4 separate regions of the Homo sapiens genome follow, and all the other regions are linked to region 3. A link is a contact called in ENCODE Hi-C or POLR2A ChIA-PET data. All regions are on one chromosome and are shown on one strand. Each heading gives the region's core, a stretch centred on a gene start or an enhancer-like site at or near the end of the contact. The rest is flanking DNA. Distances are from core to core; before and after follow the strand shown.

What was found. A loop is a pair of places that touch in the nucleus more often than their neighbours do. ChIA-PET counts read pairs that join two places held with the same protein, here RNA polymerase II (POLR2A). Pooled maps may share reads with other maps.
Region 1: a loop to region 3 is called in a map of cardiac septum, with 8 times the contacts of the local background. The contact joins two enhancer-like sites. A Hi-C loop is called at or near these places in 9 of 168 maps with a recorded cell type or tissue (CD14-positive monocyte, aorta, ascending aorta and 4 more) and 10 of 50 pooled maps. POLR2A ChIA-PET finds 5 or more read pairs at or near these places in 4 of 52 experiments (AG04449, AG04450, OCI-LY7 and 1 more).
Region 2: a map of heart left ventricle shows a loop between it and region 3 (4-fold over the local background). The contact joins the promoter of MIR365BHG here to the enhancer-like site in region 3. A Hi-C loop is called at or near these places in 27 of 168 maps with a recorded cell type or tissue (CD14-positive monocyte, Caco-2, Right ventricle myocardium inferior and 12 more) and 16 of 50 pooled maps. POLR2A ChIA-PET finds 5 or more read pairs at or near these places in 6 of 52 experiments (AG04449, BJ, IMR-90 and 3 more).
Region 4: a pooled map of left cardiac atrium shows a loop between it and region 3 (1.8-fold over the local background). The contact joins two enhancer-like sites. A Hi-C loop is called at or near these places in 2 of 168 maps with a recorded cell type or tissue (IMR-90 and posterior cingulate gyrus) and 3 of 50 pooled maps. POLR2A ChIA-PET finds 5 or more read pairs at or near these places in 3 of 52 experiments (CD8-positive, alpha-beta memory T cell, K562 and WTC11).

The regions. Positions count from the first base shown.
Region 1 is chr17:31,595,010-31,598,064 of GRCh38, reverse strand. No RefSeq gene overlaps it. Among named protein-coding and RNA genes, the nearest start is that of MIR365B, 21 kb to the right of the region's middle. RefSeq lists enhancers at 1-403, 1,276-1,415, 599-1,463, 1,464-2,330. Within about 2 kb of position 1,369, at least 27 of the 41 ENCODE cell types and tissues checked have a DNase peak (open chromatin) inside an H3K27ac peak, as active enhancers do; they include ascending aorta, heart left ventricle and heart right ventricle, where a contact is called at or near this core.
Region 2 is chr17:31,569,803-31,572,625 of GRCh38, reverse strand. MIR365BHG (MIR365B and MIR4725 host gene) reads right to left here and starts at 1,484. Exons shown (of 3, transcript NR_186556.1): 1 at 1,265-1,484; 2 at 452-541.
Region 3 is chr17:31,695,149-31,698,086 of GRCh38, reverse strand. No RefSeq gene overlaps it. Among named protein-coding and RNA genes, the nearest start is that of MIR365B, 120 kb to the right of the region's middle. RefSeq lists an enhancer at 1,708-2,208. Within about 2 kb of position 1,671, at least 15 of the 41 ENCODE cell types and tissues checked have a DNase peak (open chromatin) inside an H3K27ac peak, as active enhancers do; they include ascending aorta, heart left ventricle, heart right ventricle and 1 more, where a contact is called at or near this core.
Region 4 is chr17:31,804,290-31,807,032 of GRCh38, reverse strand. No RefSeq gene overlaps it. Among named protein-coding and RNA genes, the nearest start is that of COPRS, 54 kb to the left of the region's middle. Within about 2 kb of position 1,417, at least 5 of the 41 ENCODE cell types and tissues checked have a DNase peak (open chromatin) inside an H3K27ac peak, as active enhancers do.

The DNA of each region.
Region 1 (3,055 bases), core at 120-2,619, 100 kb after region 3:
CACTGTGGCCCCAGGCTGGTCTCCTCTGAACTGGCCCCAGCGGACTCAGTCGGAAAGGCCTCCTGTTCAAGAAATTGGTTCTCACCTGACATGAGGACTGAAGGCCTGGGGTTCCCCGTCAGGCAGCCTCTCGGGAAGAAGTGTCCCCCCATCCTCATTCTTTGAGTACCTGCCCCTTGTGCAGACCCAATGCAGCAGAGCATCCAGTAGGGCTGCTGCCTGCAAGAGGCCACGTCTGAGGATGGGGAGACTCTGCGGGCCCATGCGGTAGGTAGTCTACTGAGCACTTGCTTGGTGCCAAGCTCCATCCAAGCTGGGGTCTAGGGTCACAGGAGGAGCAAGACTCCCTTCCTGACCTCCAGGGACACCTTGTCCAGGGCAGGAAACAAACACAAGAATCCTTCATGCTTCATGCACACTCAACTGAGGACAGAGGTCAACCATGTAGACGGGCACTCCAACAGAGATGGCAACAGATTCACAATGGCCAAAGCCATCTCAGTTCCCCTCACAGCTCCTCTGTGATGGGAAGGTAGATCACATTTTACAACACTTATGCATAGAGGGCACATTTGTGCACACACCCAAAACCAGGCAAGTGCCTTAACCACTCTCGACCTCAGTTTTGACTTTTGCTAAATGGGCTTATGTTGTGTAGCTGTTGTGAGACTGGATGCAGGAATGGATGTGACAGGGCTCACCTCTCAGTAGGTATCCAGTGTTAGCTTCCTAAGCACAAGCAGCCGTCTTGGTGTGGGGCAAGATGGCAGGTGGGGACAGGGGTCTCTGACAGATGAAGTTGGGACCCCAATGCAGGAAGAGTGGGGTGAGTTGTCTGGGGCCAAACTTCAGGATGCCAGGCTCTGGGCACTGCCTTTACCTTACCTCTTCCCCCTGCAGGGTCAGGGAGGTCCCCATCCTGCCCTCCCTTCTAGGCTCATGACAGACCAAGCCACCCCATGTCCACCACCCTGTTGCTCAGTTGATGGGTCATGAAGCCACATGAGCTCATTGTTCCGGCCTGTCCCAGCCTTGACCATTCTGCAGTGGAAGAGCTGGTCCTAACCTGGAAATCCCCCCCAGCAGGCAGAGGGAGCAGCGCCATGCCTCCCTCATCGTAGCTCCTGACTCGCTGGCAGTGGCAGCCACTTCCTCTGGCCAGGCTGGGCCAGCAGTTGCGCTGCCTATAAATAGAAGAGTGAGATTCCTCGTGGCCCAGTGAATGGCACTGACATCCTGCCTCCGCCTGACTGAGCCCTGAGTCACAGGCCCCTGCCGGAGGCCCTGCTGCTCTGGGCAGACCAGGCCTGCACCACTGACAAGGCCTAGGAGGAAGCATTAGGGCAGTCAAGAGTCCCTGGGGAGGCTGACTGAGGCTTAAAGAAACGGGGCTGGCATTTCCTCCCGGCAAGGCTGGCCAGGGCCCTGCACTCAGGCTGGCTGGTGAAGAAGCGTGCTGGGGGGCTGCGTGCATGCAGGCACGGTGTCAAGGTGGCCGGCCCCAGGAAACACAGCAGCCTCTACACTCCCTTCCAACAGTGCAATGGAAGGGGGGCGTTTCCCAAAAGCCTCATCTGTGCTCATGGCACCCTCATTCTGCCTTTGCTCATTTAAAAGCCAAAACCAAACCCACACAAGATAGGCACACCCACAGGAGCTCAGAAAATTGGTGGGAAGGCTGGAAAAACAGGCCTGGGCAAGGGCAGGAACCAAGACAGCTCCTGAGGGCCAAAAGGCGGGAAGGGCAAGCGCATAGATTGGGGGTGGGGAGCAGGAATGCGTGGCAGGAGGCAGCCGGGAGACTCTGACTGTCCTTGTCCTTCTGCCCATGAATTAGAGGAGTGGACAATCTTACTGGCTAGGTGGGTCACATGTCCACCCTATGGCAGGGCAGGGCAGAGGGAGCCTGGTAGACTCTGTCCAGCAGAGAAGAGGCAGTTCCTCCCCAAAAGAAACTAAAGGCCTGTGAGGAAAGGGAGTTGGGTGGTCCAGGCTCAGCAGATGCCCACCATCCATGCTCTGCTCTGAGAGGGCCATCAGACACCCACCTATCCAGCAGGCTCTCCCCACCGGCCCTCATTATTCCCCACTCCCGCCCTAGCTGCCTCGCACTCTAGCTTTTGGGATGTGTTTTATTTTGTTTTCTTGTTTCTTTCTCCTCCACTGGATCCACTGGATTCCACGCTCCATGAGGACGAGGACCAGGTCAGGATGTGTTCACCTTTCCCTGTGCAACTGGCACGTATTAAATGAATGAATGAGCAGCCTGCATGTGTGGGGCACACACACTCATGAGCACACCCCTTACATGCACTCCTCACACACACTCACTCCATAGGCACACTCTCCCCTCCATGGTGTTCTCATCTAGTTTAAGAAGTGTGCATAGTGGCTCATGCCTGCAATCCCAGCACTTTGGGAGGCTGAGGCAGATGGATTGCTCGAGCCCAGAAGTTTGAGACCAGCTTGGACAACATAGTGAGACCCCCATCTCTACAAAAAATACAAAAAATTAGCCAGGTGTGGTGGTGTTCGCCTGTGGTCCCAGCTACATGAGAGGATCACTTGAACCTGGAAGGCTAAGGCTATAGCAAACTATGATTTTGCCACTGCACTCCAGCAGCCCAGGTGACAGAGGCAAACCCTGTCTCAAAAACAAAATAAAACAAAACAAACATGAGGAGCCCACTCTCTCTCTCACTGTCACCTCTAAATCTCTCCCCAAATCCCAGCTGTGCGATTGCATTCTCTGCAGTCCTGAGCCATGAGGAGTGAGACATTCTCCTGATTCACACCCAGGCGTTGGTAATTTCTCAGTCCAGAGGGACTGGGGTGGAAAAACCTGCTCTTGCTCAGGAGGAGGGGAAGTAAGTTTCTGCCCCATTTAAAAAGCCTCACTGGGTCAGACCTGGGGCCAGCACTTTGGAAGGCCAAGGTGGGTGGATCACCTGAGGTCAGGAGTTCAAGACCATCCTGGCCAACATGGTGAAACCCCGTCTCTACTACAAATATAAAAATTAGTGGGGTGTGGTGGCATGCACCTGTAATCCCATCT
Region 2 (2,823 bases), core at 235-2,734, 130 kb after region 3:
CCCCTGAGAGTGGCTGGAGGAGCTCCTCACACCGTGCTGGGTATGTGACAGTGACCCACCTGGGCTTGGCTTTGACAGCAGAGCTAACCTATCACCAAACACACCAGCCACCCAGTCCAGTTCCATGCGCCTTCCCTGAGTGCTCACTCTGCATGGCCCTGGGCTGGGCACACGCTGACGACTGAGGTGCATCATGTGCCAGGTGGCAATGGGACCGGTCAGGGTGATGTCCCACCAAGACCAAAGGGATGAAGTCACGACCCAGCTCTTGCATATTGTAACTGTGGTTGATGCAGACCCACCACCCTTTATTCAAAATTCTCAACTCAAACAAAACTCTGGATAATGAAAGTTGTTTTTGTCACTGAGTGGGAAAATCTGACCCAAACTGACTAGAAACTATTATTTCGAGTCTATATTTATCCTGGGGAGTGTGAATATTCATACTCACCTGAGTGAGTGCCCCCTTCTGTGGGCTGATGGGCCACCAGGGCTTACCAGCGAGCTGTAGAGTAAGGAGGCTCCACTCTGAACAGAGTCCCTAAAGTGCCAGCAACCCACAAAACCATGAGAGAAGAAAAAGAAAGGCCAACTAAATATCAGCCCTTGTTTGGAATTGGCTTTAAGGAAAAAAAAAAACAAAACCATCCACCAGCCCTATCCTGGCTAGGAAAGAAGGTGACCAGGCAGAGGGCAAAAGTCTCAAATGTCTTGGGAGAGAAACCGCCTACAGAGAGAAGGTGCTGAGCACATACAGGGACCCGCTGCCTCTCTGGGATGCTGGGGCCTGCTGCAGGGGCTGGCTGAGAGGATCTGGCCCTGCAGCCTGGAAAGGCCAGGCCTTCTTTGAGTCAGAGGCCAAACATCCTTGGTGCAGCTTGACGGGGTTGGAGGTTGGGGAGGACAGGGGTGATTCCAGCACACAGACTAGAAGAGTGGGCTCTGAGGGTCCCGCCCTCCTTCTGTCCACCCCAGCCAGTCTTCCCCAGGCCAGACCACTACAGAGGTGCAAGTCAGAGGGCTCAACTGGATTTAAACTTCTGATGCAGTGAAAAGAGGTCTTGGCCTCGCAGGCTGGCCCCGCCCTTGCTGGACATTCCGAGGCTGGGAATGAACAAGCCAGGAGACCTGAAACTCATCCATCAGAGCCGCTGGGTTTACGATAATCAACCTCTCTCTGCCAGAAATTCTTTTGCTAAGAACACATCAGCTCTGAAAACACTCATTCTCAACCCCTCACTCCCCGTACACCTCACAAACCCACCTGGGACTGGGCTCCCACAACAGCAGCCCTGCCTGGCCCCAGGCTGCCAGCCAACATATCTTGGGGCTTGGCTCTGCCCCCAAAATTCATCAGTGGGTGGAGGCCCAAGTGAGTAGCCGTCAGCAAGGCTGGACCTGGGCCCAACTGCAGTTGTCCACACAAAAACACACTCCTGCTACCGAGGCCAGGTCGGTGAGGGCAGCGCCTGCTTTCCATCTATGTTTCCAGACCATCTGGAGGAGCCAAGCAAGGGGTGGGTACTGACACTAGAGGCACAACTTTTATCTCTTTAAGGCAACTCCACTTGGCCAGGGGTGGGGAACAAGACAAGCAGACCAGGCAGGCAGATGGCAGGGCTAAAGTCTGTGGAAGAAAACAGTATGTTTAAGGATGCATTTATCGTTTTGACAAGGCATCAGCAAACTCTGGCCAAAGGGCCATCCCAGCCCACCATCTGTTTTCATAAAGTTTTGTTTTTTGGGTTTTTTTTTTTTTTTTGAGACAGAGTCTCACTCTGTCACCCAGGCTGGAGTGCGGCGGCACAAACTCAGCTCACTGCAACCTCCACCTCCTGGGTTCAAGTGATTCTCCTGCCTCAGCCTCCCAAATAGCTGAGATTACAGGCACCCGCCATCATGTCCAGCTACTTTTTGTATTTTTAATAAAGACAGGGTTTCACCATGTTGGCCAGGCTGGTCTCAAACTCTGGACCTTCAGTGATCTGCCCATCTCGGCCTCCCAAAGTGCTGGAATTACAGGTGTGAGCCACCGCACCTGGCCCTCATAAAGTTTTATTAGAACATAGATGTACTCATTCATTGATGTATTCACAATGACAGCAGAACAGAATCTGCTTCTGAACAATCTTTGCTTGGCACCTGGTGAGGGAAGGCCTCTGAGGGTCATGGGGCAGCCAAGTCACCTGCCCTGGTGGCGGTACAGCTGTTTGGGCATCTCACCCACTGGTCAGCTGGACTCTCAATCTGCCTTCAGGCTCCTCCTATGGCTGAAGTGGAAACGGGCCCTGGCAGAGCAGGGACTCTGAGCACACGGCTGCTGTAGTCTTAAGTGGACGCTACTCCAGGGCAGGGTCTCTTACTCCAAACCTTCAGGCCATGTGTTCCAGAACTTTTCAAGTTTTAGAAAGGGAATGTGGTGCCTATGCCACATATTATGTAACACCCCAGCAAGGCAGCACCCATAATCAAACATTAATATCTCTGCAGGGAAACCCATGAGTATTCACACTCCCCAGGATAAATATGGACTCCAATAGTCTGTCAGTTTGGGTCAGGTCTTCCCATTCAATTAGCGGCAAAAACAACGTTCAGTATCCAGTTTTCTTGCGTATCCAGAATTTTGGACAAAGGATGGTGGGCCTGCATCAACCACAGTTACAAAATGCAAAAGCTGGGTCCTGACTTCATCCCCTGGGTCTTGACAGGACATCCCCCCGATCCCCCTGACAGACGGTCTTCATTGCCACCTGGCACAGAGAAAGCACATACAAGGCTCACAGTAAATAGGTTCTGAATTAATCCTGATCACCAGATTTTTTT
Region 3 (2,938 bases), core at 422-2,921:
TGCTCTGGTGCATTTCAGAATGGCTACTTTTCACCTCCTCCTGCTGGGAACACTGGATTTTTCTCTGATCATCACTGTGAGAAGCTGTTAGAGCTCCTGTAGATAAGACTCACACAAGAGTGAGGGCTCGCCTGCAACTGGGCTCCCTCGGGGTTTTACTCTCAGACTCGTCCACGCTGAGACTCCAGCAATTACCAGTTACGGTTCAGGTTTTCCTGCCCCAATACTGGTTCCCACAGTGGTTTCTGCTCAGGTTTTCTGTCCTGCTAAGTTGTGATTTTCTGTGTACTCCTGTCTGTCTCTCCAGTTTTGGGGTAGGATGCGATGTGTAGCTATAGAATAAACGAAGCAAGGTTAAAAATGAAGCATAGCAAAAAAGGCTGGAGGTGGAATCATGGGTGATTTTTCTTTCTCTGGGGAGGCACTTTTGCTCTGCTCACTGCATTTTCTACGTTTCCTTTAGTGAGAATGTATCTTTCTTGTAATGGCAAACAAACCATATTAAAATAATATTTTAAAGGCTGTTCCATTTTGTGCTGCTGGGAGATGGGAGACCTGGTTGACCCTCACGTCCATGCCCGGACCCACCAGGGACATCGATGGGTTGGAAGGTGTCAGGGGAATGTGTCGGTGATGAGATGAGAGCACCACAGCTGCCCGTGCTGGCAGCAGCTGCTCAAACAGAGGCTATTCTGCTTAAAAAAATAAAGATAGGGCCATCCTTATGGCCTGGTATGGTCCTAGGGAAAAAGAATTAGTTGCCTTCTAAGGGAATCTGGAGGGCAGAAGCAGCACTGCTGGGGGACGCCTCAAGCTTGCAGGGACCCAACTTTTGGCTTAATAGAAGAAAGACTGGCCAACCTTGCAAACTGTCCAAGATTAGAGGCAGCATAGCCTTAAGAGACAGTGAGCCCCTCGTCACTGGGAGAGTATAACCGAGGTTGCTGACCACTGTTAGGGACACTGCAGTGGACCTTTCCTGCAGTGCTTCGAGACTGTGGTAGAGGAGCTCAAAGCTGCCCTTTCATTTGTTAAGGGAGAAGGAATGAATTGAAAGAAGAGGAATTAATACCATCATGGCCAAGAGAGGGGCCTCTCAAGTCAGACAGCTGGCTTTAAGCGCTGGATCTGCTACTTACTAGCCGTGCAATTTTAGGCAAGTTGCTGGACCTATGTGTGACTCAGTTTTCTCATCTGCAAAATGGGTGAAATAAGAGGGTGGCTGTGATCAATAAATGAGATAGCACACGAAGGGCTTGCTGCGGGGCCCTGTACACAATAGCTCTGTAAATGAGGTTGGCAATGGGGGCGTCATTTTCCAAGACACCAGAGATTTCAGGCCTCCTGCCACTTGCCAAGCTCCCAAGTCACTCATTTCCTCATCTGTCGGCCTTGTCACATTTGGAATTTTAGCATCTGTTGGTCAAAAGTCATATTCTGTATTTGGCTGAACTAATTTTATCCCAGATTATTTCTAACAGAGTCAACATTCTTCCCCCTCCTGCCTCTGAATCTTCTCAAAGGTAGACATTCTCCAGGCAGGCTGCTCTCTTAGCTTGGTTTCCTTGGCCTCCCTCCCTGTGTCGGTGCCCAGAATGTAATAACAAATCCCGTCTCCCAGCCAGGAGCTGGGTGCCCAGGAATTCCGGCCCTGCTCGGCCAGCTCTGTTTGCCAGCGCATCTGTTTCTAATCAGTGCAGCAGGACGCATTCTTTCTGCCGAGTGTGCAGGCCCGGAGCCTGGGGACTGTGCTAATTGATTGCTAAATGGATCTTGTCATTTCCAAAAGAGGCCTCTAGGCCTGCCCTTTGCTCTGCCTCTGCTCTCCACGGGCTGAAGAGCTTAAGAATTAACTCATCCACTGCCTTTGTCGGGAGGCGAGGACTGTCCCGAACTTCAGTGCTGGGAATGCACCAGGAGCCTTGGACAAAAAGCCTCTGCTCTTCGTAAAGAGATTCACGGCTGAAAAAGCCCTGCCATGGACATGACCCCATTTCATTCTCCTGGTGGCTTATAGGGGTAGGCCTGACCCCACTGGACAGATGAAGAAATCAAGGCTCAGGGGTGTGAGTTGAGTGGCCCGGGTCACGCAGAGCTGCTAGCAAGGATGAGACTGTCTTGAGCCTGACTCATGCTGGGTCCAGGTTCTGTCCCCAGACCTCAGCCCATTGGCAGTGTCTGGCCGGGGCTTGCTATTGAGGTTGCAGAGAAAGTGGACAGCACAAGGTCTGTTGACGGGGCTGTCTGGGTCGGCAGGACACCCACAGGTGTCTTGGTGTCTGGCTGCCCTGTCCTGATAAGAGCACCAGAATGGGGAAGATATTGCTCATGTTCAGGGGTGTAGCGCTGCACCTCAAGCTTCCTTTCCTAGCAGTGCAGCCCCTCCCATCCCAGCATCCTTGCACCAAGGCCTCTGGGCTTCCCTGGCACTTACAGAAGTATTGAGTCACCATCTGTTTTCTCGTCTGTCTCCCCAGCTTGAAGCCAGGGATTGTTGTCTTTCTGCCTCTAAATCTCTGCCTTGAACAGGGTCTGCTCATAGTAGGTGGTCAACACATAAATGCAGAATGAATGAATGAATGACTCGTCCTGGACTGTCTTCTGTGATTTCCTTCTCCTTGGTCTCTTGGCAGGATTGGTCAGAGAACAAGATTTCAGTTTACTCTCAGCAGAACCCTGTAGCACTCAGATGCCTCAGTTCCTGACAAAATCTCTCAGCTTCAGTTTTCACATATGTCAAATGGGATGATTCCGTGTGTCCACCATGGGCTGGTTGGAGGACCAGTTGAGATAATGGAAATTTGAACATTATGCTCATGTGAATGCTGTGTGTATATGTGTGTGTGTGTGTGTGTGTGTGTGTTGTTGGTTTGGTTGTTTTTTGTTTGTTTGTTTGTTTGTTTGTTTTGAGAGGGAGTCTCCCTCTGTTGCCCAGGCT
Region 4 (2,743 bases), core at 168-2,667, 110 kb before region 3:
TTTTTTTTTGAGATGGAGTCTTGCTCTGTCACCCAGGTCACCCAGGCTAGAGTGCAGTGGCACGATCTCGGCTCACTGCAACCTCTGCCTCCTGGGTTCAAGCAATTCTCCTGCCTTAGCCTCCAGAGTAGCTGGGATTACAGGCACCCACCACCGCACCCGGCTAATTTTTGTATTTTTCAGTAGAGACGGGGTTTCACCGTCTTGGACAGGCTTGTCTCGAATTCCTAACCTCGTGATCCACCTGCCTCAGTTTCCCAAAGTACTGGGATTACAGGCGTGAGCCACTGTGCCCAGCCAATTGTGCACTTGTTTTCTTGCAACTGGATGGTCCCATCTGGAGGTGATGGGAGACAGTGACAGATCATCAGGCATTAGATTCTCATAAGAAGCGAGCAACCTAGATCCGGCACACGTGCAGTTTACAGTAGGGTTCACACTCCTATGAGAATCTAATGCCACCACTGATCTGACAGGAGGCAAAGCTCAAACAGTAATGCGACCCATGGGGAGCAGCTGGGAATACAGATGAAGCTTCGCTGGCTTGCTTGCCTGACGCTTACTGCCTGCTGTGCACCCGGTATGATGGCAGGGGTGGGGTGGGGACCCCTGCAATAGACTGTTTCTAGGTAGCAGTGGTAGTTGTGCATCTCACCTCCCATGGTCAGGAAGGCCACTCTGGTTGTAGTCAAGTGTGTATTCACTGGAGTCTTTTCCTTTCCATGTAGCCCTAGTTATTTTTTGTTTTGTTTTTGATTTCTTTTTGATACAAGGTCTCACTCTGCCGCCTAGGCTGGAGTGTGGTGGCGCGATTATAGCTCACTACAGTTGCCGCTTCCTGGGCTCAAGTGATCCTCCCACCTCAGCATCCTGAGTAGCTGAGACTACAGGCACACATCACCACACCTGGCTAATTTTGCTTATTTTTTGTAGACATGAGGTCTCACTATATTGCCCAGGCTGGTCTTGAACTCCTGGCCTCAAGTGCTACCCACTTCCCCCGCAACCACCCCTTTCCACCTTGGCCTCCCAAAGTGTTGGGATTACAGGTGTGAGCTACCACACCTGGCTTCCTGGTTCTGACAATAAAGGACCTATCTTAGGCTGCGGGAAGCATTTTCACCCTGAGAGCAGCCTGATGTTTGAGGTTGTGGCTGTGACTTCTGCAGGTGCCTGCTGAGAGGCAGGGCTCCCCGCTCCTCCTTCTGTCAGTTCCCTGGGGCTTGTATCTACAGCCACAGAGACCACAGCCCTGGCCATTCTCCTGGAAGGCCCATTTACTTCCCTGATACAAAAGTCCCCACACTCCCTCCTCCCTTCCATGCCCCAGTTGGCCCAAGAGCTTATCTCAGCTTAGGTTGGGGCTGCTTCACTTGGCTGCCCATTCACTAATGCCCTGGCTGCATGCCTGACCACTTAAGTCAGACCAGGAGCTAACAAGGTGCAGCCCGGCCAGGCGAGGTGGCTCACGCCTGTAATCCCAGCATTTTGGGAGGCCAAGGTGGGCGGATCACGAGGTCAGGAGATCGAGAGCATCCTGGCTAACAAGGTGAAACCCCGTCTCTACTAAAAATACAAAAAATTAGCCGGGCGTGGTGGCAGGCGTCTGTAGTCCCAGCTACTCCGGAGGCTGAGGCAGGAGAATGGCGTGAACTCAGGAGGCGGAGCTTGCAGTGAGCCAAGATCACGCCACTGCACTCTAGCGTGGGCGACAGAGTGAGACTCGGACTCAAAAACAAACAAACAAAACAAGGTGCAGCCCAGGCTGAGAATCGCTGGCTTAGCCAAACCTGTTCCCCTGACGGAAGGAGAAATGAAAGCAGCTCACGCTATAAACATGGCATCAGGCCCATTTCATTGGCGACACCACTGCCCTGAGGACAGGGGGTTCCCGCTCATCTTGTTCCAATCTGCAGTGCCTGCCATAGTTACTTCCATGGAGTAGAGGCACACAGTCTTGTTCTCAGTAAAATAATATTGATTTTTTAATTAAATTAAATTAATTATTTTTGAGATGGAGTTTTGCTCTTGTTGCCCAGGCTGGAGTACAATGGTGAGATCTGGGCTCACCGCAACCTCTACCTCTTGGGTTCAGGTGATTCTCCTGCCTCAGCCTCCCAAGTAGCTGGGATTATGGGCATGCACCACCACAGCCGGCTAATTTTGTATTTTTAGTAGAGACAGGGTTTCACCATGTTGGTCAGGCTGGTCTCGAACTTCCAACCTCAGGTGATCCGCCCAACCTCGGCCTCCCAAGGTGTTGGGATTACAGGCGTGAGCTACCGCATCCAGACTATATTGATTTTTAAAATACAGGTCCACTGTATTTAGTCCTCCTCACACTCCCACCCAAACCTTCAGATGAGCCAAAGGCTTGGAATTTGGGGTTGAAAAAAATAGGATCAAGATCTGTCTTTGATAGCAAATGGCAATGTTCCTTCACTCATATGAGGCTGAGATTTTCCATCTGAAAATGGGAATAGAACTGTTGCTGATTGATTCTCCTTTAGTGGGGGCCTGGAAATGTGCGAAGACTTGACATTCATCAAATCCAATTCTCTCCACAGCCGTGGAATGACTATTTACTTTATTTGCACGTGTTTTTTTCTCATTATAACATCATACTCTAAGGTGGGAGGCCTGTTGCCAGGGCTACCAGATGTAGGGCATTATGCCATTTTAGTTTTTAGTTTTAGCATTTTAGTCCTATGCCTATTTGGTTAAATTTCTCTGTGTTTCAGGC